2 separate regions of the Mus musculus genome follow, and region 1 is linked to region 2. A link is a loop called in an ENCODE intact Hi-C map of the cell type or tissue named here. Cell type or tissue: left cerebral cortex. All regions are shown on one strand. Links, peaks and the distances in the headings refer to the core of each region. The heading gives the core; the rest is flanking DNA. Region 1 overlaps Me3 (malic enzyme 3, NADP(+)-dependent, mitochondrial). Region 2 holds the start of Prss23 (protease, serine 23).

Region 1 (12,783 bases), core at 2,473-10,472, 150 kb before region 2:
TACATCCTGTGGAAGCATTTCAGGAGGGTGCACAATTTTCTCACTGCTTATAAATCCAGTTCCATCAGACTCTGCCCCAGAGATGCTTGCACCAGGCAGCTGGGCTCCCTTTTCAGAGGTCCAGGCCCCTTCTCTAGCTTTCTACATTTTAATAATTCTAAGTCTTACTAGAAATGGCAGCTGCTTCCTACACTTGCTACCTCATGAAACTTTAGAGCAGCGGTCATTGAGCTTTTCATCTGAAGGAGCAGAGAATAAATACTTCAGACTCTGTGGGACACATGCTATCATTGTTGCTCGTTTATCTGACAATGTTTATTGAGGTTACAAAAAAACCAAAACAAAACCCATAAAAGCATTCTTAACTCACTGGTCAAACAAAACAGACCATGAACTGGATTTGGTCTGCAGGTTACACTTTGTCAATCTCAGCTTGAAGTTTCCTTTTCTCTTTTATGTTACCGGGTTAAACAGCTTTTAAAATAATGTAAAATTTATCAAATAATTTAATATTGGCAGTGGCTCATGCCTTTAATCCTAGTACTTGTGAGGCAGAGGCAGGCTGATCTCTAAGTTTGAGGCCAGCCTGGTCTACAGAGTGAGTTCTAGGACATCCAAGGTTACACAGAGAAACTCTGTCCCAACAAAACAAAACAAAACAAAACAAAAAAAGTTAAACAATTTAAATAATTAAACACATATTTAATAAGTCATCATATGATTTTCATCACTGCTATTCAAATGGTGATGTGGTGGCTTCTGTCTCTTTCCTAGTCCCTGATAGATGTTATGGAGAATGGAAGGACAATAAGGAACTAAGTGGGCAGAGGGTTGCTTCAGGACTCAAAGGGAGGTGGGAGAAGGATGCTCCAGAGAAGGACAAAGATATATAAACATCACTAGCAAAATGGAGTGAGGGTCACTGTACACCTATCACATCAGAGACGGTAGAACTAGAGAGCCCATGGAAGACCTTGGAGGCCCTGTTGGGGATTGAGCTTCCCACTTTTCAAGACAGATGGAGCGCAGGCTTATGCCTGGGTTTTGAAAATATCTTCATGGGTAAAATTCAGTGTGGCATGGACTGAGTGGGCTGATGTTTATAAAATGGCTTACAAAAACCCAACACATTCTCAGCAAATCTCAGTTCCCCACTTGTATTCCCTCTGAGTAACTGTGGCTCTGAGGACTGTGCAACCAGATCTGCTCAGCTTTGGTGGGGTTCAAGGTTAGAAGGACGCCTTCTTCAAACAGTGAACAATCTCTCTGCCAGTATGCAAATCAATATTAAGCATAATTCTTTTGTTCTTGCGATGCCCAACCACAAATATAATTTTTCAATCAGACTCAGAGTGAAATGACCAAGGTTCTGAGAATTATGTTCATGGCCACTTGGCAAACATGTCCTTGGCAGCTTTTCTGCTGACTCGTGAAGGATTTAGTATCAACCCCAAAATCACAGCCCTTAGGACTCAGCCAATGTCCTAAAGTCTCCTCTGTCAGGCAGATTGAGTGCTTAGCAGAAGCTTGGATACCTGGAACAAAGAAATAGCTCACTAGCTGAACCTGTCCAGAGGGCTACAGACTCAGCAAGCTTTCGTAGTGGCCTCAGTTGCATTGCACCAAAGCATAGTCTTAGTTTTAGAGGGGGAGAATGTAGTTTCTGGAATGACAAAAAAAAAAAAAAAAAAAAAAAAAAAGGAAATACCATTTTCTCAGGAATATTTGTTCCCAGTGACCATTTGCTAAACCCTGTGCTGTGTAGTCTGGGGGATAGTGAAGAAGTCTAATTTATACCCTCTTTCCTGGAGTATACAGTTTAACAGGGAAGATGACAGAAATTTTTGGGTGCAAGAATCTCACTCTGAAAAAGGTTAGAATCTAGTAGGAGAGTTGAGATGTAAGTACACAAAGAATTTCCATGCTAGTATATAAGAATGGCCACCTTTTGGCTCCCACAACCATCACCATGGGCAGTAGGTGTGACCAGCTGCTCTCCAGCCTTACTCCTGTCTACTTCTGTCTACTTACTCCAGCCTACTCCTGTCACCAGCACCCTTCCCATATTGTAGAGAAACCTCTTCTGGGATCTGCTCCTGAGGCAGCAGATGTTTAAGTAGACTCAGGCCCACAAACTAAGATACACTGTCCTAAGCAGTGGTTCTTAATTCTTCAATTCTGGTTATGCATTTGAACTACGTGGCAAGCTTGAGTTCTGAGACCCAGGCCATAGTCAGACCAACAATCAGAATCTCTAGAGTGAGCACTGAAATTAGTATTTAAAAAAAAATCCTGGTGATAATTTTAAAGAGATCATCCGAGCTACGTTTAGGTGGAGAGCCAGTGTTTTAAAGTGAGTCCACCCTGATCTTGCAGAGTATTTGATAAGGCACTATCTCTCCCCATCTTTCAATAAGGAAGAGTATTAAATTTGGCAACCCCCCTATTCTGGTCAGCTGAGCATGAAGACTACACATGTGTGCTATCATTAGAATTACAGGTGCGTGCTACCATCAGGATCACAGGTGTGTGCTGAACACACAACACACACATCAGAACAACAGGTGTTTGGTACCAATAGGATTAAAGCTACCATGCTAGGTTCAGGGCCTGTGTGCAGTCTTTCTTGGAAGCTCTTCATGTTTCTGTGCTCCATCATCTGTCCAGGAACAACATTCTAGTTTAGGAACTGGTTGAAGCAATAAAGTCAGGAAATGGATATGCAGACTTGCTCCGACCCTTCCGATGTATGGGACGTGACTGAATTCTGCAGCCTCTATGCCTTAGTTTCATTCTCCTACTATCAGGGGAGAATAAACTGACACAGAAAGAAGTGTCTAGATCTTGTTTTCTTTTCAGTTGGCAAGCGGGGGATGAGAAGGCCAAAGACGATGGTGTCGATTGTGGTTTCTGTCTGATGATCGAGTGAGCCTCACTAATGATTTGTCTTTGTAGAAAGAAAAGCCAGCCTGGAAACTGGAGCCCTACTCTCTTTCTCACCAGGTCATGAGAATGTCTAGTGTCCCAAGTTCATTGAACTTGTATTCCTTTGCAATTACGCTGTGAGCAGCTGGGTTATTTATTCCCAGAGGCATGGCAGTGTCTGTAGGGCTCCAAAACACATTTCAAGAGAACGAGGCCAGACTTGGACTAATTTGTTTTCTTAAAGAAGCTTTTCAAAAAAAAAAATTAAAAACACTGAAGCAGCCTTTTCAGGTCAAGAAAGGAGGCTGACTAAATATCAAGTTTTAGACCAGACCCTCTCATTTTTTCATATGGGTAGATTCCTATTACTTTGAACTTATCCTGGCTACATCTTTCATCATTTGAGGCATAGGAATGTATAAAGATAACCACTTAAGGCTTTACTCGATGATAGAAAAATACCAGCCATCTTAGTTAGGGTTTTGGTCTTTCCTTTCCCTTTCTTTTCTTTTCTTTTCTTTTCTTTTCTTTTCTTTTCTTTTCTTTTCTTTTCTTTTCTTTTCTTTTCTTTTCTGTGACAGAATGCTGGCCAAAAGCAATTTGGGGAAGAAAGGGTCTATTTAGCTTACATGTTCCAACCATAGCCCTTTATGAAGGGAAGTCAGGGCAGGAGCTGAAGCAGAGGCTATGGAGGAACACCATTTACCAGCTTGCTAAACTTGCTTTCTTATATCACCCAAGACCCCTGCCTAGGGGTCATACTGCTCACAGTGAGCTGAGCCATTTCATGTCAATCACTAATCAAGAAAATGCCCCATTCCTTTATTTATAGGCTGAAACTTTTTTTTCAAGACCTACTTTTAATGATGGTTCTTAAAATGCTTTAACTTCCCTTTTAGTCCACCAACCACCAGAGGTAGTGGAAAAGAATGAATACAGGGGGCAGGAGATGGGGAATAGACATGTTTAGAAAGGTTCTTTGGAGCAAGTCCTGTCTGTATTATCTGGAAATCTGCAGTTTAGTTCACAGCAGCAGCAGCTTACTCAACCCACTTGCAAATACTTCACACACACACACCAGCAGTCCAGTTTGGTAGAGTCAGGATAGCAGCAGTGGTGGCACTACCTACAGGGACAGTTAGGCCTCAGTCTTGGCACAAGTCAGCAAGAGGGACCAGGAGGGACACCAGGAGAAGTTCTCAGCTGTGCCTCTCTCAGGGAATCAAAGATCAATGAAGACATGAGACCAACAAGGGTTGCACAGCTAGCTCTATAAGCAAGTCTAGCTCAGACTCTGCACTGTACCTCAAGTCCTTCTTATATGCCCCTCAGACATCATGTGTCTTCTACAGGTCTTGCCTCAGAACATGGCTAGTCTTAGCACATGCATCTGTCTCAGCTGACATCACTCTGCTTATCAGCCCAAGTCTATAGAAGTGGCAAGAAACTGCAGCACAAGTTTTTTGGTGTGTTTTTCTCTATGGAGTTCTGAAAAATGCACCTCAAATACACAATGTAAGGCAGGCCAACACATATGTGTTGTTAGCAAAGAATCCTTCATCGCATGTCCTTTCACATGCTTGCTTTAGCAGAACATTCTTTATTCTGTGTCTGCTTCATCAAAATGTTCCTTCACGAGTCTGCCTTAGCCTTTCACCTGTGTTCATCTCAGGAAAACACTCCTTCATGTGTTTGCCCCAGCAAAACACCATCCAACACAACTGTCTCTCCAAAGAACCCTTAAGCTTCCGCTTCAATAGGCCAATGCAATGGAGCCAATTCCTCCATTAAGAATCCCTCATTCCAGCTAAGTCTGGGTTTGTGTCAAGCTGACAGAAGTCAGTCAGTACCCTAGCCTTCTAACATAAGTACAGATAGTACTATCTTAGTTATCTTCCAAACCTTCATGTTCCAAAGCTGGCTTCCAGGGCTCACGAGTGGCCTTAAAAACACAGGCCGGGGATCTTCAAGGTCATGATGGCAGCAGTCACTCTGACCCAAGGAGCCAGTCTCAGAGTTTACTCAGCTGTCCAGGCTTCACCACCTACCCAGTCCCTCCAGCTGTCTCCTAACAAGTTTTGCTGGGTGAAAAGTCACGACTCATGTTGGATGTGAATAGCAATGTGGGTTCTAACTGCTAAGTTTTAATTCTGCTAAGCCAGAACCATGACACTGGGGTAGTCTAAAGCATTTAAGAAAGAACTGAGCCGGACAGGCTAAGTATGAAATGCTTAGCACTCTAGAGCCAGAGGAACCCCAGGGGATCTGATGATGCGGGATTGTCACCCACACTGAAGAATGACATTCTATGAGGAGGCATTCACAGTCTTTATGTGCTTTATGGTAGTGTCTGGCCACGCCCACTAGTGTGCCAGCAAAAGGCTTGAGCCTCCTCTATTCCCACTAAAGGGGAAAGAGCAAGTGGTGGGCACATCGGATAGGAAATCAGGGCAGCTTGAATGATACCACATTGATTGGAGTGCTTTGGAAAGACAGCACTTTGAAGGCTGGACCACCTACCAATGAAATGCACAGTGGCCTGTGAGGGACAGCTCTGTGGCCTTTGTTTTATATTACTCTCTTCTTTCCCATAACATCATAATACATCTTGCTGCTTCAATGGCAGATCACTGGTAATGTCTTCTTAGACCTTTTTGTCTTCTGAGGACAGAACTTTGTTTCTTTTTGTGTGGTGGTGATCAAACTCAGGGCTTCCATGTGCTATAGTCCTACCTCAGAGAGAATCAATCTCTCTCTCTCTCTCTCTCTCTCTCTCTCTCTTTCTCTCTCAGTATGCTCATGGGTATGTTTGTGTATTTTTCTGTCCATGTCTGTGTACACATACATGAGTGTGGGTGTGGGTATGTGTGTGTACTTTTGTGTGGAGACCAGAGGTAGATGGTATGCATCTTCCATTATCAGCCTTCCCTTCTCTGTGAACCTGGAGCTCATTGATTTAGGTAGACTGGCTGGCCAGTGAGCTCCAGGAACCTACCTCCCCCTAGCAGTGGTTATTGACATAAGCCACTGCACGTAGCTTTTTTTTTTTTAATGCACTATTTTGGTGCACTGAATATAATTCTCTCAAAGCAGCACAATTTTAGGCAAAAACCAAGCCTCCTGCAGTGTTCACTTCAGACAAGTTTTAAATGCCAAGAGACACCAACAGGATGAAGTACATTTCTAGAATCAGCCTGCGGCCCAGAGGAAACACACTCCTTGGCATCATCTTTGAATACCCACCTCCAGCATTTCTCCTCAGAAACTTCTGCTTCATGTATAACCATGTTAACAGGCATGAGTCCCACTGCAGATTGAAACTAGGCTATTCAAAGGCTTTTGAAAGTCTTGTTTCTTAGAGTCACATACGTCACAGTCAATGGGAAACCATGCACATATGAAAACAAGCTGAGATGTTAGTCAGAGATGCTCAAGGCATGCTGATAGGGGCCACCCAGGACCTGGGGAAGAGTGAACCAGAGCCTGTAGGGGGCTGGAAGTTGCTGTGGAAATTTCATTTCCAGTGCAGGCAGCAGGCAGGGTGGAAAGGCATGAACAGGACAGAAAGGCATGGGTGAAGGACTGACCCAGTCAGCAGGGGACCCCAGGCTCTGATGCTTGAGGTTCTGGACAATCAGAGGTAGCGAACAGCGGGTTTTGTAGGACGATGTAATATGTTACATTGAAGGGTTGGGTTGAAGACAATCTTTTAAAAGGCAGCTTGAATACTGTGGTTCTGCTGCTTGATTTTTGGAGAACAAGCAATCTGCTAAAGGTCATGACAGAACTTAGGTTTGAACACAGCGATTGCCAGCTCTAAAGTCCAGACTTTCAACCCTTCTGCTCACCTGCATTCGTCTCCCCTCACGTTAATATCTTGGTGGCGCGTAGCTCATTAAGAGGGACCAACAACTTAGGGATCCAGTTGAAGGCTTTCTTGTGCTAATGCTGTCCCACTTCCAAAGGGCCTTTAAACTGTGAATAGTGTAACAAGGTGAACAACCAGAGTCACACTCACAACACTGCAGCCCTAGACCATGAGGAGGGTTAATTCCCTAATTCAGTCGTAAATCCAAATCTTGGTAAACATTTAAAAAACTTTAGCACCTTGCTCAGCCCACCAAATCAAAAGTGTCTTGTCTTCAGATAGTGGTGCTCAGCCTTCCTAATGATATGACCCTTTAATAGAGTTCCTCATGCTGTGTGAGCCCCAACCATGACATTATTTACGCTGCTACTTCATAACTGTGACTTTGCTACTGTTATGAATCGCAGTGTAAATCTCTGTGTTTTCCAGTGGTTTTAGGAAACTTCTGTGAAAGGGTTGTTTGATCCTCAAAGGAGTCGTGATACACAGGTGGAGGGCCACTCTTTTTAGTTTCTCTGTTAATTCTGGACCTCATGGCAAAATACAGTCTGGGAGAGCTTTTGTGATAATCTATACTACCATTAATAATGGAAACTGTACTCCCCACTGTGTGCCAGTGTTCTGTGAGGCAGCAAGGGACTATTTCATCATCTCTTTATTACAGAACATGGGAGATGAAGAATGGAGGTTCAGAGAGGTTAGGTATCTTGTCCATAGCAACAGTGACTGCTCTCCCTGCTCAGTCACACTACTGACTCAGAAGCCACGGTCTGATGGGCTGAGTAGCGCGAAAAGCAATGTGTTTAGGAGATATTGGGAGAAAAGGCACCTGTGCTCTCATGGGACAACATCACCACTTCAATCTCACAAGCTGCTAGGAAAGTAATAGGAAACTAGCTAAGGCCTGAAGTAAGTGGAGGAGCTAAGAGGTCAGCTGGACTGCTGTGTGGAGCTGAGTAGTGCAGTCTTTGCTGAGTAGTGCTGCAGCTTGCTTCCCTAGGCTTGTATCTGCCTAGTCCTCATGAGCTAGGCATAACAGGCAGATCTATTGAAAGGGTTTCCTGAAGAGCAAGAGGACTTGAGACTTAGCCCCTAGGGATCTACTTCTCCTTCTGTACTTCAGCCAGTCTCCACATTTACAAATAACAAGTTTCCATAGGCTCCATCGCTAAGGTTGAGGCTCCTTTTAACACCATAAGTATCAATTCTCTAGTCACATACTGGAAAGCTGGCCATGTGACAAGCTCCCACTCACCTGGATGAGGGTCTTGAAGTAGTCATAGAACTGCCCCTGGGCCTTGGGTAGTGAAAGGTGACAAGCGGTAGTAAGGAGTGAGGCATCCCCCAGGGTAACCTTTGGGTAAACCTCATGGATACTGCTTCTCCACAAAAGTGCAAACCTCGGGTCATGGCTGGATTGACAGGAAACGTGTGGGGAGGGAGAGTTTTCAGAATTCCTTCCCCTCAACCCTCCCATTCATGAGTCAGCCACCACAGCTGAGGCCACATTTTGTCACTCTCCTCTGGCACACCCCATAGCTCCAGATCCCAGAGACTCAGTCAGGATGCCGAGGGTTCCCACAGGAAGACGCTGTGTGTATCTGGTATGTGTTTTGGTGTTGACCACTAAGTCACCACCAACATGGCTGAGCATTTGGTTTCTTAGTTTCTGGCCACAGAAACTTCCCCCCAAAAAGTTTAAAGCAGTTTATCATCTCCATTCTACTTACTGTGTCACAGAGGGATGGTACTAATGGAACACCACAGCATCGGGTAGACATTTAATTACTTCCTGTATGTCACATATTGATCTGAGAGATTGGAGAGGAGGAGTCGGTTCATTTAATCCTTCTAAGGACTCTAGCATTGATCTTGTTTTGTAGGCTGGGAAACTGAGCATAGCATGCTTAAAGAAACTTCCCCAGCAAATCCAGAATTCGAATCTACAGTAAGCCGACAGTAAGGCTTGTTGTAGGAATTCTGGCTAATAACATCTTCTATCATTTAATTAAAACACTAGAAGGTAACAGCATGGCGAAGGAATGTAATAAGAGAAGTGAGAAGGTACAGACAGGCTGCTGAGGATGTTGAGATTTTGGGCGTGGTAGTAATGGAGAAGGAGTCTACAGAGGTCTAAGCTGCAGGTCAGGATTATTCCTAAACCCAAGTGAATGTTCTTCCCAGGCCAGGGGAGAAATAGGACAGTGCTCAGGGGACCTAGGGGAAGAGAATTTGTCTGTCTGATGCAATCACAAGGGTTTCATAAATCAGCAGTGTTTACCAGGGGCTGTAGGGCTTTCTAGGCACCAATGAAGATGAGGTGTAGTTCGCTGGATCCTTTTGGGGGAAGGAGATTAAGCAAAAGCAAAAAGGTATAGAACCAGCAATAAGGGGTTGTGCTTTCTTCAGTTACAGGCAAAAGGAAACAATGAGAGAGCCAGGGTGGAGAAATCTGATTAAAGAAGACTTGTGACAGCCTAGGTTTTATTTATAAAGCGAGCAGTATCTGTGACTCTTCCAAAGAGCACAACATTTAACAGAGCAAAGCTTTTGGAAGCTGTTTTCAGGGTAGGGCATGAGGGCTGCCTGATGTAGGAGTAGAGAAGCAAGTGGCAGGGCAGTGAGTGGGTTTGGACTGACAGGCAGCTCCCAGACACACGGACTGCAATAGATGTACTCTGGGGAGGCAGATTTGACAGGCTGTTGGGATAGAGACCATGTGGGTGGAAAATACAGGAGTCACGAGCAAGGCGCCCATCCTCTTGTACTTGTGGATAGTCAGGAAGGAGGCAGATTGTACTTTTAGACAGTATAGAACTTTGGAGTTGTAACAGATCCCAGTGATGGCCGAATAATGTGGGCTTCACACAGGCTGCTGGGTCCCAGTGGAATGGCCTGAGGCTATTAAACGGAAAAGACCTATGACATTATGAGGATATTGATGTTGCATTATTTACTCTAGAAAGCCCCATGCAGCTTTCTAGCATGTGGTTATGAGTGGTATTTTTTAGAAGCGTGAGTGCTCTGATATGAATCCTTGCTGAACAGTCTCACTTGAACAACTTTCTGAATCTCTCCGTGCCTTAATTTTAAGATGGGGATAATAATGGCACTTAATTTCCAAAGTTATTAAGAGATGTGCAATGTTAGCACAGGCACAAAGCTTAGGATAGTAATTGGTACACAGAAAACTATACAGTGTTAGTTGATGTTGAGGTTGTCAATGCATTCGATACTTCTACTTTTCAAGCCAAGCTCTCATTTCCTATCTGATCAAGTTACCAGGGCAATACCATGAAGCTGCTTGTCCACCATCTAGGCTGGGACATCTGGGCTTTATACAGCTTAGTCATTAGCCTCCATTTGATGGTATTGCTGAGAAGAGAGCAGGCCACTGAACCTCTGATGCTCACTGCCTTTGAAGTGTAGTCAGGAGGGAAGGAAGAGAATATCTTTCTCTGTTACTCTTGGCATAGTCTGTGAGCTCAGTCCCTACATACTGCTCCCCATTCACACTCTGTCTCTCATATCAATAGCTGTCTTGGGCATGAAGAATGGAAAGAAGAGAGAAAAGGAGGAAGAAAAAGAGTAGAATAAAGAGACAGGAAATATGACAGAGCTGTGTGTTTCTACCTGCCCACGCAGAATGGAGGCTCTTATTCAAACCTTTTTCAGCTGAGACCTGGGATTATGGAGGCAAAGCCCATTGTTCACACCTTCCTGTCCTGCCTATTAGCCTGAGCAGTTCCCAGCCCCTAGGCTGTGTGCTAATATCCTGAGAGCAGGGACTATGTCAACTAATGGACAGATGCCACTGGGGACCACATCTTAAACCTGTGGTCCCTCTGTCTGATTAGTACACAAACCATAGGGCGATCTGTCTTACTTGGTGCTCTGCTTGCCTGCCCCACAACAAAGTTGTGGGCTTTGGTTTAAAATAAACTTACTGTGCCTTCTTAAAAAAAAAACTGACAAGCAAAGGATGTCTGGTAGTATTTTAGTCCTGTGCCCTGGGCATTGTCTACAGCACACAAAGTCTGCAGTTAGAGAGGATCGCATTCCCACGCTGGGAAATGGTCCTGGGTTTTTGTTTGCTTCTTCTATTTTGTTTCTTATTCTGAAGAGAGAAGAAAAAAAATAAAGATAGCAACTGGTTTGTCTATTGTCTTCTTGTTGGGGAACCTCTCCCAGGTTCCTTTGAACATAATACTCCTAGCTTACTATTGTAGAACAAGCTTAAACTATGGTTGTTGATAAGGAACAACAAAAGTTCATTTAGACAGAATTCTCCATTTGTTTTTACTTGCACCGTGAGACAAAAACTATCAAATCCCCAGGAACCTCAAATGACCATTTATGAGGGGTGAGATAATATTGACAGCTCTGGATGCCACTATGCACTGTTAAAAAAATTAGGAACTTCCCATGGAGTTTGGAGCTTTGTAGGTCACTTTCACATGGCAGGAAAACTGTGAGCCCATGGTGACAGGCCCTACACGCCACTTCTTTCCTCCAGCCTTATTCCTCTGCCCTCTCCTCATTAATACAATGAAGACAACTATTGCCATGCTGAGAGATGTTTAAGGCTGGATATCTGTGGCCCTCTAATTCATGTGCTGCAGCCAGACTCCTGATGTGACAGCATCTGGAAACAGGGATATAAAATAATGAGGCCACGATGAAGTCATGAAGGGAGGCTCTGCTATGGGATTTGTATCCTTGTGGCCTTGATGGCCTTGTGAGGACACAGTAAGAGGGATCTAGGAAAGAGGTTCTCACACTCAGCCACGAGGATACCTGATCTCCCATACCAGTCTCCAGTATAGACGTGTCTATTGCATTAAGCCACCATGGCTTTGTCTGGTATTCTATCACAGTAGCCCGGGTTGAGATAAAAAGTGTACAGACCACAGAGAACCTGTGTCATTTGCCAAAACAAGTGAGTGATGCTACACTCACCTCAGAAATAAGGACTTGTTTATAGAAGTTGAGGGATGATCACAGTCTGGTTAAATGGCAGAGCTAGGACTGGAATTCTGGTCTTTGGCTTTGTCATCTCTCTCCCTGGAAAACCTCTGGGTCTGTCCTGCTTAAAATGGTCTTGTGTTTTGGGAATGATGAACACATGCTGTCAGACATGGCTGCCGAAGACCAGTTTGTAATCTTGTGAGGATTAAGAAAGGAATTGGGGCCCCCGTGGAATCTCAAGCATCCGAGGGTGGGAAGAATAGATTCAGTGTCATGGATGGGGCAGGGTTAAAGGTGCCTGGTCTGAAACTTACAGGTTAAATTCTCTTTAACGCCTAGGGACATGAATTACTTCTCTGTGCCTCAGGGGAGTTTTTAACCTGTAGAGTGGGAGTAATTATTGTATATTCCCCTGGTGGATTTTATAAACTATAAAATAAGACAACAACCAGGAAGTGCTTTCAGGGCACTGTGTGGTTTAGAACAAACACTTATAAAGAGAAGGATTGAGGCCATGGACTGCACTGGATAGTGGTGGCCTTGCCTGAACACCACTGCCAGTGCTAACTAGAAATGTCACTCCAGTGGAAGCCAAGAGTGACCACACTCCCCACACCTGGAGATACCTGCAGCCACCACTATTCCATACCCGCTGTGAGGTTTCAGATTGGGAAACCAAGGCTCAGAGAGGATGGCAGTACACAGACTGTGCCTTCACGTTAGAATCAGAGCTGCCTAGCTGTGTGTTGGCATTTCTGTTTGTTATGTATGTGAGATCTTGAATGACTACCTCAAACGATGCTGTGGGGATTAAATGAGAAAGAATGAGGAAGGTACTGATAAAAATGTTAACTTGTGTTTTCCCTTAATTACTCTTCCCATAAGCTGGGAAGAGGTTAGGAAGTGTAGAGTGCTGCACTTTGGGTGTTGAAAAACAAAGGGCTGTGTTTGTACAGAGTGTGAAGAGCTAACCGTACAGACGGGGTATGCAAAGAATTTTTTGTTGCCCTGCCCACCCCCCT
Region 2 (12,783 bases), core at 2,902-10,901:
GAAATCCACAGCTCCACCCTTTTCATCTCCATGACCTGCATGAAGGGTTGGTTCACAGAAATGGATGTGTGGATAGTCTTAAGAGACTACTAAGACTATATAGCATTAGATATTTAAATAGTGAGGTCACCAGGCTGACTCAGTCCCCCAGGTGTGGACTTCTCCAGTGATTTAGGGAAACAGGCACCATAAGCTAGGAGGTGGCTCCACCAGCTGGTGCCCTGGTGCCCCAGTAAAGACCAGGCCGGGGGCGTCACCAGTCAACCCCTGGGAAGCTGCCAAGTCCGCGATCCCTTGCTGTGCTCTGGGACCCAGTATGCTAGCAGCTGAACTGCAGGGCCTGCAACCTCGGTAGCCTGCCTCTGGATTACAAACTGAGGTACACTCTAGAAGCGCTAGAGGAGGAACTAAGGTGGAAAGGAGCTCGGTCGTCACTATTCAAGGCGCACAGAATGCGCACGGGTGAGGAGCTTACAAGTTTGAATTCTGCTTTGCAAACTTGCCTAGCGGCGCTCCACGCACCCGGGGTGCTGGAGGACTGGAAGGTTGGAAGGGACCGCCCACTCTGGAGCATTGCTTTAGCAGACTCTGGGCAATGTAGACCCCTAGAACTTGGTGTGAAGTTGTCTAGAGCGGGAGAGTGCAAGAGTCACTGGTAGGAGCCGTTCATCGGACACGGTGCAGGGGCATCGAGTACGGGGACCCGCTGGTGGTGACGCGCTGCGGAGACCCACCTGCGCGGGGCCCGAGGGTTCTGGACCTCTGAATAGCAGGGTGACGCTGGCTGGAGGCAGGCGGCTAGGGGAAGGGGAGGCGACGGCCGGCGGGCTGCGCGGCTCGCGGCTGGGGGCGGGGCGGGAGGGCCCGGGAGGCGAAGGGGAGGGGATGGGGGGCGGACCGGGTGCTGCAGGCTCTGCTGGACCTCAGGCTCGCACTCGGCCACTCTGCGGAGCAGGCATGGGAGCCGCGCGCGTCCTCCGGGCGCCCACACCTGTCTGAGCGGCGCACGGCCGCGGCCCCGGCGGGCTGCTCCACGCGGGTGAGTGCGATGCGGGGACCCGGCGTCTCCCGCTGGGTCCGAAGGACCAGGCGTGTGCCGGAGCCGGACAAAGAGTCGGGTGCGCGCGGGGTGGGGTGGCTGCGGGTAACACCGGGGAGTTTGCCGTGGCTTCCGCACAGACTCTGGGCTTAGGACAAGAGCCTGAAAGAGCCTCCCTCCCCGGACACCGGCTCTGTACAGCGTTTGGATTCACTCAGTGTCTCTCTTAAAGTGGATGGGGAAAAGAAGGTTTTGAAAGCGCTGTCTTGGATGCAAGGTGTTGTCTAGGGGTCAAGTGGAGCTGTGTATGGCAAGGTGTCCCTGGAGAGGTCAAGGTAGGCTCTCCCCCACGAACACACACTGTAACCTCTACCATTTTCTTTCTTTGAGTTTTGCGCCTACTGTATCTGACTTCATCGTGCTCTGAGCATTAATTTTTAACCTGGCACGTGACTATGAACACACCTTAACAAGCAAGAAAAAGTCAGCAAACACAAGTTGGGATCAGGCTCTGTGCTGGGTGCCGACTTTGCTCTGAGTGCTAAATCTAGAAAATTATGCCTGGGCTATCAACAGTTGTTGGAAGCAAATATTTCTTCAGCATGTAGCCATTTATCACAAATTGCTAACTGAAAGAAAAGATTTGCCCTCCCCTAGAACTTTTAAGAGAGGAAGATGTGTTTAGATGGAGCAATACCACCCCCTCCTGAAATGGAGCCGATTCTCCCTCCCACCTCCCTCAGAGCATCCCTTGAGAAAAGCCTCTGATTAAAATCCTGTTTGTTTTATTGTCCATTGGGTGACATCCACGAGAATTTAGAAACAGCCCGTAGCCTGTGGAAAGTTCCAGATGATTCAGGATCTCGGTTAGTATAGAAATTGCTACTCCCAGGTCTTGTAAGTGAACTTGAGAGGTCCTAGCGAATGCCTTAAGGACAGATAGGTCAATACAAAATAGCCTTATCAGGCTCTGTGAGAAGAGTTTGATTTATAGTTGAAGTTAGGTTTTTCCAAAATCCCTATTGCAAATTAGTATCAGGATATTGTTAGACATTGTTTCGGGGGGGGAAAGTGTTTAAAAGAACTATTACCTGTCTTTCTAGGAGTCTCCTAGGAGTGAGGTACAGTAGTGCATGCCTGTGAATCCTAACACTTCGAAGGCTGGGGAAGGCCAGTGAACTTGAGGCTAGCCTGTGTTATTCAGTGAACATTTTTAAAGAGTCTCTTAGAACTGGATTGGGGACGGGATAAAGAGACCGAGGATTCTTTTGAAGGCACTACATTCATTTTTTTTCTGAGTGTGCCATAAATATATGAATAAATCTTCACTTGTATTTTCCATTATTATAAACAGGCAGTAGGCAGCTTGTCATGCTTTCTCTGACCTTGGAAGGAAGCAGTCTTCCAAGGTAATTAATATGGATTTCATTTCTGTCTCACTGATGACTATTCAGGTAGACAGTGGATGTAGGTATATTTTTCTGCCTGTGGCCTAAGTGCCAAAGTTCCCATTAGTGTGTCTGAGAACATTGTTGGCCCAGGTCTGCTGTGCTAATAGTCTCAGGTTCTCCTGAGCATCCCTCCCATGGATGTTTTAGGAGTTAATGCACCGGGCATTATTCATGCATAATTCCAAATAACTCCAGGGATTTCGTTTCTCATGGTCTCACCATTGACAGCACTCTGTAATTGCTCTGCTGCTAGGCTGTCTTGGGATTACTAGGATGGCTCATTTTGCCTAAAACCTGATAGAGAAGTTAAGCTCTGTGTGACCATGAGATTGTACTTGATTTGCTGGGCTTCTTAAGTCCCCTCCCGTTTCCTTACAAGACCATCATTCTTAAGCCATACTGTGACTGGGTCTGTCTTGCCTTAAGGGGTTATGTGATTCTGGAAAATGAGAGCAAGCTTGGCTTCAGTGTATTCACAGAGCTTTGTTCATTTGTAGGCATTTGCTTGGGGAATTAGCAAAGCCTCATTGTTCAGTGTCCCTGGCTACAGATTTCATGGAGGACCCTTTGTCGCTCTTCCAACTGGTGTCTAGCATGAGCACCACCTTCATGTACTTTCTTACATTTTATTGTGGTCACAGGAAACCGTACTTTGTAGAATAGACAATAGATGTCTGAAAAACTAGATGTTCTCTTGTAGCAATTGCTGGCTTCTAGGAGTTAAATCATTCATTCAAACATTGTCCCCCATAAGGAGAACTGAGTTGTTAGCAGTTTTGAAGACTGTCCTCTAGAGAATCACAAAAGTTATTCTCAGTACTCCAGTCCCTAGTCCCTAGTCCTCAGTCCCTAGGAAGGTTATTGTCATTGGCACATCTGATAATGTGCAAATTCCCTCTACCATAAAACTATTATTGGGCTTATGAAGTATGTTTGTAAAGTGTAAATATTTTGATGCACTAGATAACTAGACAGTGGCTAATATTTGCAACCTGGGCAGGGAGTGTGTAGTCTTCTTGTGAGTCAGATAGTCAAAGCTGGAAAAGAAATGCAGTTTCTCTATTACTAAGTATGATGAGAAAAATCGCTGTTTACCTTGCTTCTCCATTTTGCTTTGCTACTGGGTGAAGTAATTCATAAAAAACATTTAGTTGGAAAGCTTAGAAGATAGTTTATGTGCATGAGGAACCTGTATCCTGCAAAGGTTCATTCCTAGAAATGGAATGTGACAGAACTAACATTTTTTTTTCATCCAGATTTAGCTATAAGAAAGATAAGGTTTGGCAATCTTCATTCCTTTCAAAAGGTGTTGGCTTTCCAAACAGCTCTACAAGAACAAGATGATCCACTTTTAAATACTACAGGATTTAAAGTTAGGTAGCACATGCATCATGTTTCTAGCTGAGAGATTAAAATTGTGTATGTTACATCCCTGAATGTCTATGTATAAATCACTTTAAATAGGATGACAGAGCAAATTACTTTGGATGCTTATAACTTTAATAGCCAAGTGCCAGTTTAAGTCTACATGAGGACTTCACATTTAGTTTTATGTCTCAATTGCTCAGCAGATATTCCCAATCAATTTGGAAAAATGTTCTGCACTAATTTCTCGAAGTCTATGTCCCTTTCTATGTTTGGACTAAAGTTTTAACTTTCAGAGGCTCATAGAAACCTTAAGGAAAATGTAGAATGAAGATCGTCTTATCATGTCAATGAATGCAGTTCAACACCACTGCGTACTTCTAAGCCTTGTTTCTAGCTAAGAGAAACTAGTGCTTCCAAAGTACCCCCAAATTTGATCTTACACAGAGAAAGCTGTGTTTTTCCTTAAGTGGATAACAGTCTTTGCCATAGATGGCCAACTTCTCCCTGACTCTTGGCTACGTGATCAGAACTTAAGTTGTGAGCAATCTGAATTGCTAATAGCCTATCATTTAGTAGACTCTTTAAGCATTCTTTCATTTGTAAGTGATCTCTGAAGTTCTTGGCATGTAGTCATCTACCATGTTGCCAAGGAGTAAATTTGACCATCTATACTGAGAGGCTATCAGGACAAGAGCCAAGCTGACTGACTACCCAGTACCCACAATCCAAGGAAAGCTGGGTACCCGTCCATGCAGTACCGCTCACTGGACTGGTTTCTAAAGACGTTACTTCTCTTTTAAACACGGACTAAGGGGGGATGGCATGTTGGCACTTGTGAAATGGGGTGTACTTCGGAACGTTAGAAAGTATTCTTTAAATAAATAGGGATTTGCTGTATAGGCAAAGCATTTGGAAAGAGGGTTTAATTTTGCCTGAGAAGAGGATTAGTTCATTAAAGCGAAGTTCCTAGTTGGATTTTTAAAAATGTGTTTGCAGTGGTTTCAGAGTTTTCCTGACATTCGCTTTCCTGACACCCTTGTCACAAACTGTTTCATTTTTAAATAGATGAATAAAGCTATAGACAGTAGGACAAGTTTGGTACAGTTGATAACTCAGATTCTATCCAGTTATGCACTTGTTTCAGATTTGGAATTCATCGTTTCATGTTCTGATATTAGTATATCTTAGCACTCCAGTTTTTCTTGTCTACTAAAAGTATTATATGTGTCTTACGATAAGTGTAGCATGGTCCTCTCTTAGATCCTATGCTCACCCACACATATTTTAAAAAGAGGAACACTTGACAGCTTAGGCCTCTGGATTCTGTGTCTCCTTAAGATAAGATGAAATACAACTTGATGCATTGTGCATAACAGAATTAATGTTTTCCACATTAGTCAAGCAAAGAGAGGATGGTTATGTTGCAGTCTTCAAGGGAGACATCTGATTTCTTTAGTAGATCCCATTTGACAGGGATTCTGGTGTGAGTGGAGTGGCTAGTCAAAGTGGGAATTATTATAGAGCAAAGGCTGTTCACACCAAAGATGAGCTCAAGAGCTGGGTCCTCAGTATAGCTGGGTCCTGGTATAGTCAGGCTGAGACCACGTTCTACACATCTCCCAAAGTGTTATCATCACTACATGTCTTAACTCTCCATTGTAAGGTGGACTCTGTTAGCATCACCACACCTTCCCTGGTCGCTTTGAAGCATTAGTCCTGACATCATTGTACCCAGCAAGCACATACAAATACGCGTGTGCACACATCCATTTCCTCCGTGACTTCACAGGTGTAAGGATTCCACTCTCAAGTACCCAAGTACTCCCCAAATACCCAAGATCTTTTCTATTTACAAAGATGGAGAGAAGTAGAATTTTGAGGACTTAGGAAATACCGAGGAAATGAATTTTTTAAGGATCTCGTTCCTTCATTTCTCCATTTTTATTTTCCTTAGCAGAAGTAGAGTTCAAGGCAATGGGGCAAAAGAGATAGCAGAGGGGACAGAAAACACGTTTGAGTGTGTGGATATTAGGGATGTGGCTCGGCTTGCTCAGGTAAGTTAGGTAAGATCAGTAGAGTTTTCGACCTTATATAAAGCAAGCACAAGGCACTCAGAAGTTGCCAGTGTATCTGCACCTTGCAAGAGAAATGGAGTAAAAAGATAAAGAAATCACTGTTTCCTCTTGTGGATGCTTTGTTCCCTTAGCTGGACTCTTGAGAAATACCCCCCCCCCCCATTCTGCTCTGGGATGCCTGACTGTGAATGAATTACCCTACCCACTGAGTCAGCTGAACCAGAAGATTTGGAGCCAGCCGGAGCCCACTGATGCTTAAGCAATGATGAAAGCACTTCCAACCCTCTTTGTAATTGCTTTTCTCCAGAGATGATTGATCGGGGCTTTCAATACATCTTTCAGGATACAGTTTGTACTCTTGCATTTAGTACACACAGTGCTCTACAACGGGCTTGTTGCCTGCTGCCTCTACCATCTCTGTACACCCCTGCCGAGCTGAATGTAATTCCTGAGCTGACTCACACTCATGCCCACCCCCATGCTCTTGCATGCTGTTCCTTCTGAGTGTCTCCTTCTCTATCTCCTAGTGTATCTAATGCCTTTTCAACACCTCCCCTCAGTGGAACACCTCTCCTCCTTCTCTTACTTTCTGCATCTAACTTTGTACCCTTTGTCTGAGCCACCTCACCATCTATGCATATCTGTCCCTGGAAATCACCATGCAGCATCAAGAACTCTATTTCCTGAATTGCAATATTAATTTATTCTTCCAGCAACGTGAGCATCCATCCCATAACTCTTTCACATGTTAGCATAGGTCCAAGGTAAAGATATTAGACAAGCTGAAAACACAGATACAGACATCTGAATAACCAACAGCAATAATCATAAGGTTATTAGATACAGTGTTTAAAGCTTTATATCTTGAACATTGACCCTTTATTTTGCAGCATAATTCAAATATCTACAATTATTTACTTGTATGGAAGTGTGAAGATGGTTATTCAGGATCCAACAGCTGTTTCAGCCACACCCTAAAATATAAAATTTCAATGTATTTGGGGTGAAATGCACCCAAGTTGCTGAAGGTTGGATCAAAGGCAATGCCTAATTTATTTTTTTCCAAATTCAAAGCAAAAATCTGCAAAATTCTCATGTCATCTTCCAAGTGCATGCATGCATCATGTAGGAATGATAAGATTTCTAGTATGACTCCACCCCTCCCAGATGCCTTTGCGACCAGTAAAGTGTCTGCTTTAGATTTATTATCTAAGTGAGCATGTTGCCCAGAAAATTATGTAAGAACTTACTGTAATAGAATAAGATAACAAGGAAGGAAAGGGGCCAAGGGTGGGTGGGTAGCTAGACAGGAGAGGACAAGGTATATAGAATCAAGTTAAAAGAACATTCAAAAATCTCATAAAAATGAGAGCTGGCCATATGTTCACAGAATAGTGGTAAATTTTCTAGATGTGGCCCTGTAATGTCCCATGGTCTTTACTTCTTCATCATGAAGGGGGTGGGGAATAGCTTCATTTGGATTTGAGGTGTGGAAATGATCCTAAGGTCAAGCAAGTCCTTGCATGTAAGTGAGACCATTACCTGAGGGAGGCTCTCGCTTGGAACCTGAGGAATGTTCCCAGTCTTAGAAACATGACCAGCGTGCGGCTGTGCCCTGCCAGGCTGCAGTAAATGAACTGTATAGCTTTCATCCTCCTGACTTCTTGTCTTTGTTTCTACAGTAGCACTCAGCATGGCTGGAATCCCGGGGCTCTTCATCCTTCTTGTCCTGCTCTGTGTGTTCATGCAGGTGAGTCCCTACACCGTTCCGTGGAAACCCACATGGCCGGCTTATCGCCTCCCTGTAGTCTTGCCTCAGTCTACCCTCAACTTAGCTAAGGCAGACTTCGACGCCAAAGCGAAATTGGAGGTGTCCTCCTCATGTGGACCTCAGTGTCACAAGGGAACACCACTGCCCACCTACGAAGAGGCCAAGCAGTACCTTTCCTATGAAACCCTTTATGCCAATGGCAGCCGCACAGAGACTCGGGTGGGCATCTACATCCTCAGCAATGGTGAAGGCAGGGCACGAGGCAGAGACTCGGAGGCCACAGGGAGATCTCGCAGGAAGAGGCAGATTTATGGCTACGATGGCAGGTTTAGCATTTTTGGGAAGGACTTCCTGCTCAATTATCCTTTCTCAACATCGGTGAAGTTGTCTACTGGCTGCACTGGCACCCTGGTGGCAGAGAAGCACGTCCTCACTGCTGCCCACTGCATACACGATGGGAAAACCTATGTGAAAGGGACACAGAAACTCCGAGTGGGCTTCCTGAAGCCCAAGTATAAAGATGGTGCCGGAGGGGACAACAGCTCGAGCTCAGCCATGCCAGACAAGATGAAGTTTCAGTGGATCCGCGTGAAACGCACCCATGTGCCCAAGGGGTGGATCAAGGGCAATGCCAATGACATCGGCATGGATTATGACTACGCCCTGCTGGAACTCAAGAAACCCCACAAAAGACAGTTCATGAAGATTGGTGTGAGTCCTCCAGCGAAGCAGCTCCCAGGGGGCAGGATCCACTTCTCTGGTTATGACAATGACCGGCCCGGCAATTTGGTGTACCGCTTCTGTGATGTCAAAGATGAGACCTACGACCTTCTCTACCAGCAGTGTGACGCCCAGCCCGGGGCCAGTGGTTCAGGGGTCTATGTGAGGATGTGGAAGAGACCACAGCAGAAATGGGAAAGAAAAATTATCGGCATCTTTTCAGGGCACCAGTGGGTGGACATGAATGGCTCTCCACAGGATTTCAACGTGGCAGTTAGAATCACGCCTCTTAAATATGCCCAGATTTGCTATTGGATTAAAGGAAACTACCTAGATTGCAGGGAGGGGTGACATGCGTCTTCTTGCCAGCACCAATGGTCTTTTTGCACTCATTGTAGGAGAGGCTAGCTTTTTATCATTGACTCTTGTGGTGTGAGTCACATAGTATCTTTTACCTAGTATTCTTCAAATGGCAAAAATTATTGGCTATATTATTTTAAAACTGTTGTGTGCGTTATAGCATTTAAGCAGTCTGAAAGCATACTTTTGCATAGAGACTTTAAAGTATTCGGGTAATAGGGCCTATTTGACAAGGAAGTTAAACTTTCAGTTTTTGGAGAATTCTAATTTTTGTCTGATCCAAACTTGCTTCAGAGGTTTATATCAAATACGTGACACACAGGGAATATGAATTCTTATGTTTGTATATGTATATGTTTTCTTCTGAGAGTCATATATTGATATTTTTGTAATGTGTGGTTATTATGCTTCCAGATAATGATAGCAAAGTCTTCAATAGGCAATTTATAATGTTTTGGATTCAAACATTTACGTAGTAGTCCTTGAAGAGAACAATAATTTATTGGCTATATTGATACCCATATAAGACTGTATCTTACAGTGCACAGAATTCCCACGCTGCTTTTAGTTTTGAAAATAAAACTTTCCCTTGTAAAAACTGCTGTTCTGCTTTTGTGGGACGTCTGTATACAGTTCTGCAAAGCTTGCTATCACACCAGAGTGGGCAAGACCATTAATTCCAATCCTCCTCTTGGCAAGGTTTTATTCGCATGTCTGAAGCTAACAGTTTCTCGAAAGACAGTAAGTGGAGCCTAATTAGAACAGGCTGAAAAGCTTCCCAGCTAGCACTTGTGGCTACAATAAAAAACAATTCTTGGATTTTCTCCCCACAGTGAGGCACATCTCACAGTTTATCATTTGGATGAGTAATTTAAAATGAATTAAATTCCAGAGAACAATGGATGCACTGCTCCATAGATGTCACTGCAGAGTAACCACTTGTTTGAAGCCTAGCATAATCGCACAGCCTAATCCAGATTTATTCTGCTTAGTTTTTCAACGTTTCCAGAGAGCTTTACATTTGTTTAGTTGGTAAACTTTTCTCTCTCACTGCACTTATTCTATAGTTTAAAAAAAAAGTTTGAAAGTAGCTTTAGGAAAACCAGTATAGCTTTATTTTCCCGACTTCAAAGTGGCATCTCGTGCTGGAATGGTCTAGGCTATAGGAACATAAAACCAGACATAGCAGTCAGAAAAACAACTGGAGGTGGTGGGTGAGATGGCCCAGCAGGCAAGGATATTTGCTGCCAAGCCTGCCAGCCTGAGTGCAATTCGTGGGACCCAAATGTGGAAGAGGAGAACTGACTCCCACAGGTTGACCTCTGACCTCCACTGGCACACCAGTGCAATCCCATAAATACACAAATGTAATTTCAAAATCAGAGGGCTGGAGAATGGCTAAGTAGTGAAGAATGTTTGCTGAGGAAACATGTGGACTGAGATTCAATTCCTCCTGGAACATAAGATGAACAGACATGTAATCCCAGTACTATCAGGGACAAAGATAGGAGGACTGATGGTCCTTGCTGGCTTCTGGCCCAACTCCAAGTTCAGAGAGAGACTTTGCTACAGAGGAATAAGGCAGAGAATAATAAAGCAGAACACTGGATGTCCTCCTCTGGCAATACACACACACACACACACACACACCCAGACACACTACATAAAATAATTCAAACAATGGGGGAGAATACAAAAACTAACAAGAATCATACATTCTAGTAAATGTTATGTAAACAGAATCACAGCATTAGGGAGAAATTACTGACTTATTTTGTAGTTTCATCTTGTGACTCTTAGTCTAAATCTATCAGCGAGGAGACAAGCAACATGAGGTCGATGTTTGAGGGGTTGCATGCTGGGTAATTTTAGCTTACATTGTAGCTCTAAGAACATTCAAATATAACACTGTCAATTAAGCATTCTCCCAGTGGCTTGTGTTTCTTGAGCTTTATTTTTTTTAATTTTTATTATTAGATATTTTCTTTATTTACATTTCAAATGCTATCCCAAAAGTTCCCTATACCCTCCCCCCGCCCTGATCCCCTACCCACCCACTCCCACTTCTTGGTCCTGGCATTCCCCTGTACTGAGGCATATAAAGATTGCAAGACCAAGTGGCCTCTCTTCCCAATGATGGCCGACTAGGCCATCTTCTGATACATATTAGGCTAGAGACACAAGCTTGGGGGAGCGGGGTACTGGTTAGTTCATATTGTTGTTCCTCCTATAGGGTTACAAACCCCTTCAGCTCCTTGGGTACTTTCACTAGCTCCTCCATTGGGGGCCCTGTGTTCCATCCAATAGCTGACTGTGAGCATCTACTTCTGTGTTTGCCAGGCACTGGCATAGCCTCACAAGAGACAGCTATATCAGGGTCCGTTTCTTGAGCTTTATGAAGGATAATCCTGGTAAGGCCCTGGAGTCTGTGCCGCAGGCATTCCTCATATCATGTAAGTGCGTAAGGCATAGCAAAGGGACTCAGCAGGGCTGGGGGGAATCTGCTGAGTTCCAGTACATTGCTTTGCAATCAGGCAGAAATCTCATCCAACTTAAGGAAGAAGAGGCATGTCTATTACTATGTCTGGTCTGTGGGAGTTTTGTTTGCTTTTGCATATGTGTGCAAGAGGTACAGTGTGTATGTGGGGGGGTACTTTGAAAATAGACAATTCTTTTATGAATCTCCTTGAGTTTTAGATGTGGGCTTTTAAAAAATAAAGTTAGAGAGCGGTACAAGTCAAAATAATAGCAGTTCTTAACTTACTGGTCGATGCAGTGTACTAGAGAATAGTACCCATGTGCATGGAATGGTTAAAGAAAACAATGGACTATTTTAATATGTTCATCTTTTCATTAGTGACAAACAGTGGTATTCAAGTGTCATAGTAGGGCTAGGGAGATGGCTCAGTGTACAAAGTACTTTTTCTGCAAGTGTAAAGACTAGCGTTCAGATCCCCAGGACCCACAAAAGAGCTGGGAAGACTACAACCCCAGATATAGGAAAACGGAGACAGTAGATCCTTGGAGCAGACTAGCTAGGCTATCCAGAAGCAACAAGGTCCAGGTCCAGCAAAGATCTTATCTCAATAAATACAGTGTGCAACGTGGAGGAAAATACCTGACACTGATTTTTTTTTACCTACTTATGCACATGCACTGGCACATACACATGCACACACATGCACACACATGCACACACACATGCAAACACATGAACACATCATACACATACGCAACAAAAGAACATGTCACAGCAATTGAAAGAGTGACTTTCTGGTAGCAATGCAACGAATACTATACCTGTATTAGTTGTGAACACTGAAACAGTATATTTCTCCCAAGGCTAGTAGAACCATAGATCCTAAACCATGCCCCTTAAATTCATGTCATTCCAAGTTTTCTGCCAGAACTGAAAAGGGTATTGTCATCAACTGGGAGGGAGATACCTCTTAATGCCCCCCTCCTGTTTGCACACTAAAAGCTATAAAAACATCTTATAGGAAAGAGACCTGTGACTATTTTTAAATCTGCATGTCAGCAAATGTGTCTGGTCACAGAGCCTTTGCATTCACCCTTACCGCTTCCAACAATTTTGCCCTTGCAATATATTTTAGGTGTTGTTGTTGTACAAATCTCTTAGTCAATGAGACAGAGTGGAATATGTGAGGAGCTACACATTGGGCTGGGTATCTGTGCCTTTGGGGCTTACTTAGACCTTGTAAATAGGATTTGGAGATGTCCAGCACATAAAACGGAAGAATAAATCTAAAAGCCATTTGTCTGTGAGAATCAGAAGGTGGTGACAGAGTTTAGGACATACTTGCTAGCATGATTCCAAACTTTAGGAAGAAACCAGTGTAAAAAGCTGTAGAAATAACATTCAGAAGATACAAACTATGAACCATTATGTGTCAGAGCTGTGTATGAATTCCTGCCCTACCTGTTTGGGATGACAAAGAGGTTAGAATGTTGAGACCATACTCCTATTTCCCAGTTCTT

What was found. A loop is a pair of places that touch in the nucleus more often than their neighbours do. Peaks named below come from ENCODE experiments on the same cell type or tissue, not always from the same donor. Only the 100,000 strongest peaks of a DNase experiment are listed, where the experiment ranks them.
Region 1: a loop joins it to region 2, with 2.6 times the contacts of the local background. A loop is called at or near these places in 2 of 42 quality-filtered maps.

Annotation. Positions count from the first base shown.
Region 1 is chr7:89,659,924-89,672,706 of GRCm38, reverse strand. All of the region lies in intron 1 of Me3 (malic enzyme 3, NADP(+)-dependent, mitochondrial), which reads right to left. Among named protein-coding and RNA genes, the nearest start is that of Me3, 33 kb to the right of the region's middle. In left cerebral cortex, for the core only: a CTCF peak has its summit at 6,093; DNase peaks (open chromatin) are centred at 6,158 and 9,454; H3K27ac peaks cover 964 bases.
Region 2 is chr7:89,505,703-89,518,485 of GRCm38, reverse strand. Prss23 (protease, serine 23) reads left to right here and starts at 900. Exons shown (of 2, transcript NM_029614.4): 1 at 900-1,039; 2 at 7,616-10,703. The coding sequence starts at 7,627. The coding sequence ends at 8,775. In left cerebral cortex, for the core only: no CTCF peak of the experiment used is centred there; DNase peaks (open chromatin) are centred at 6,397 and 9,543.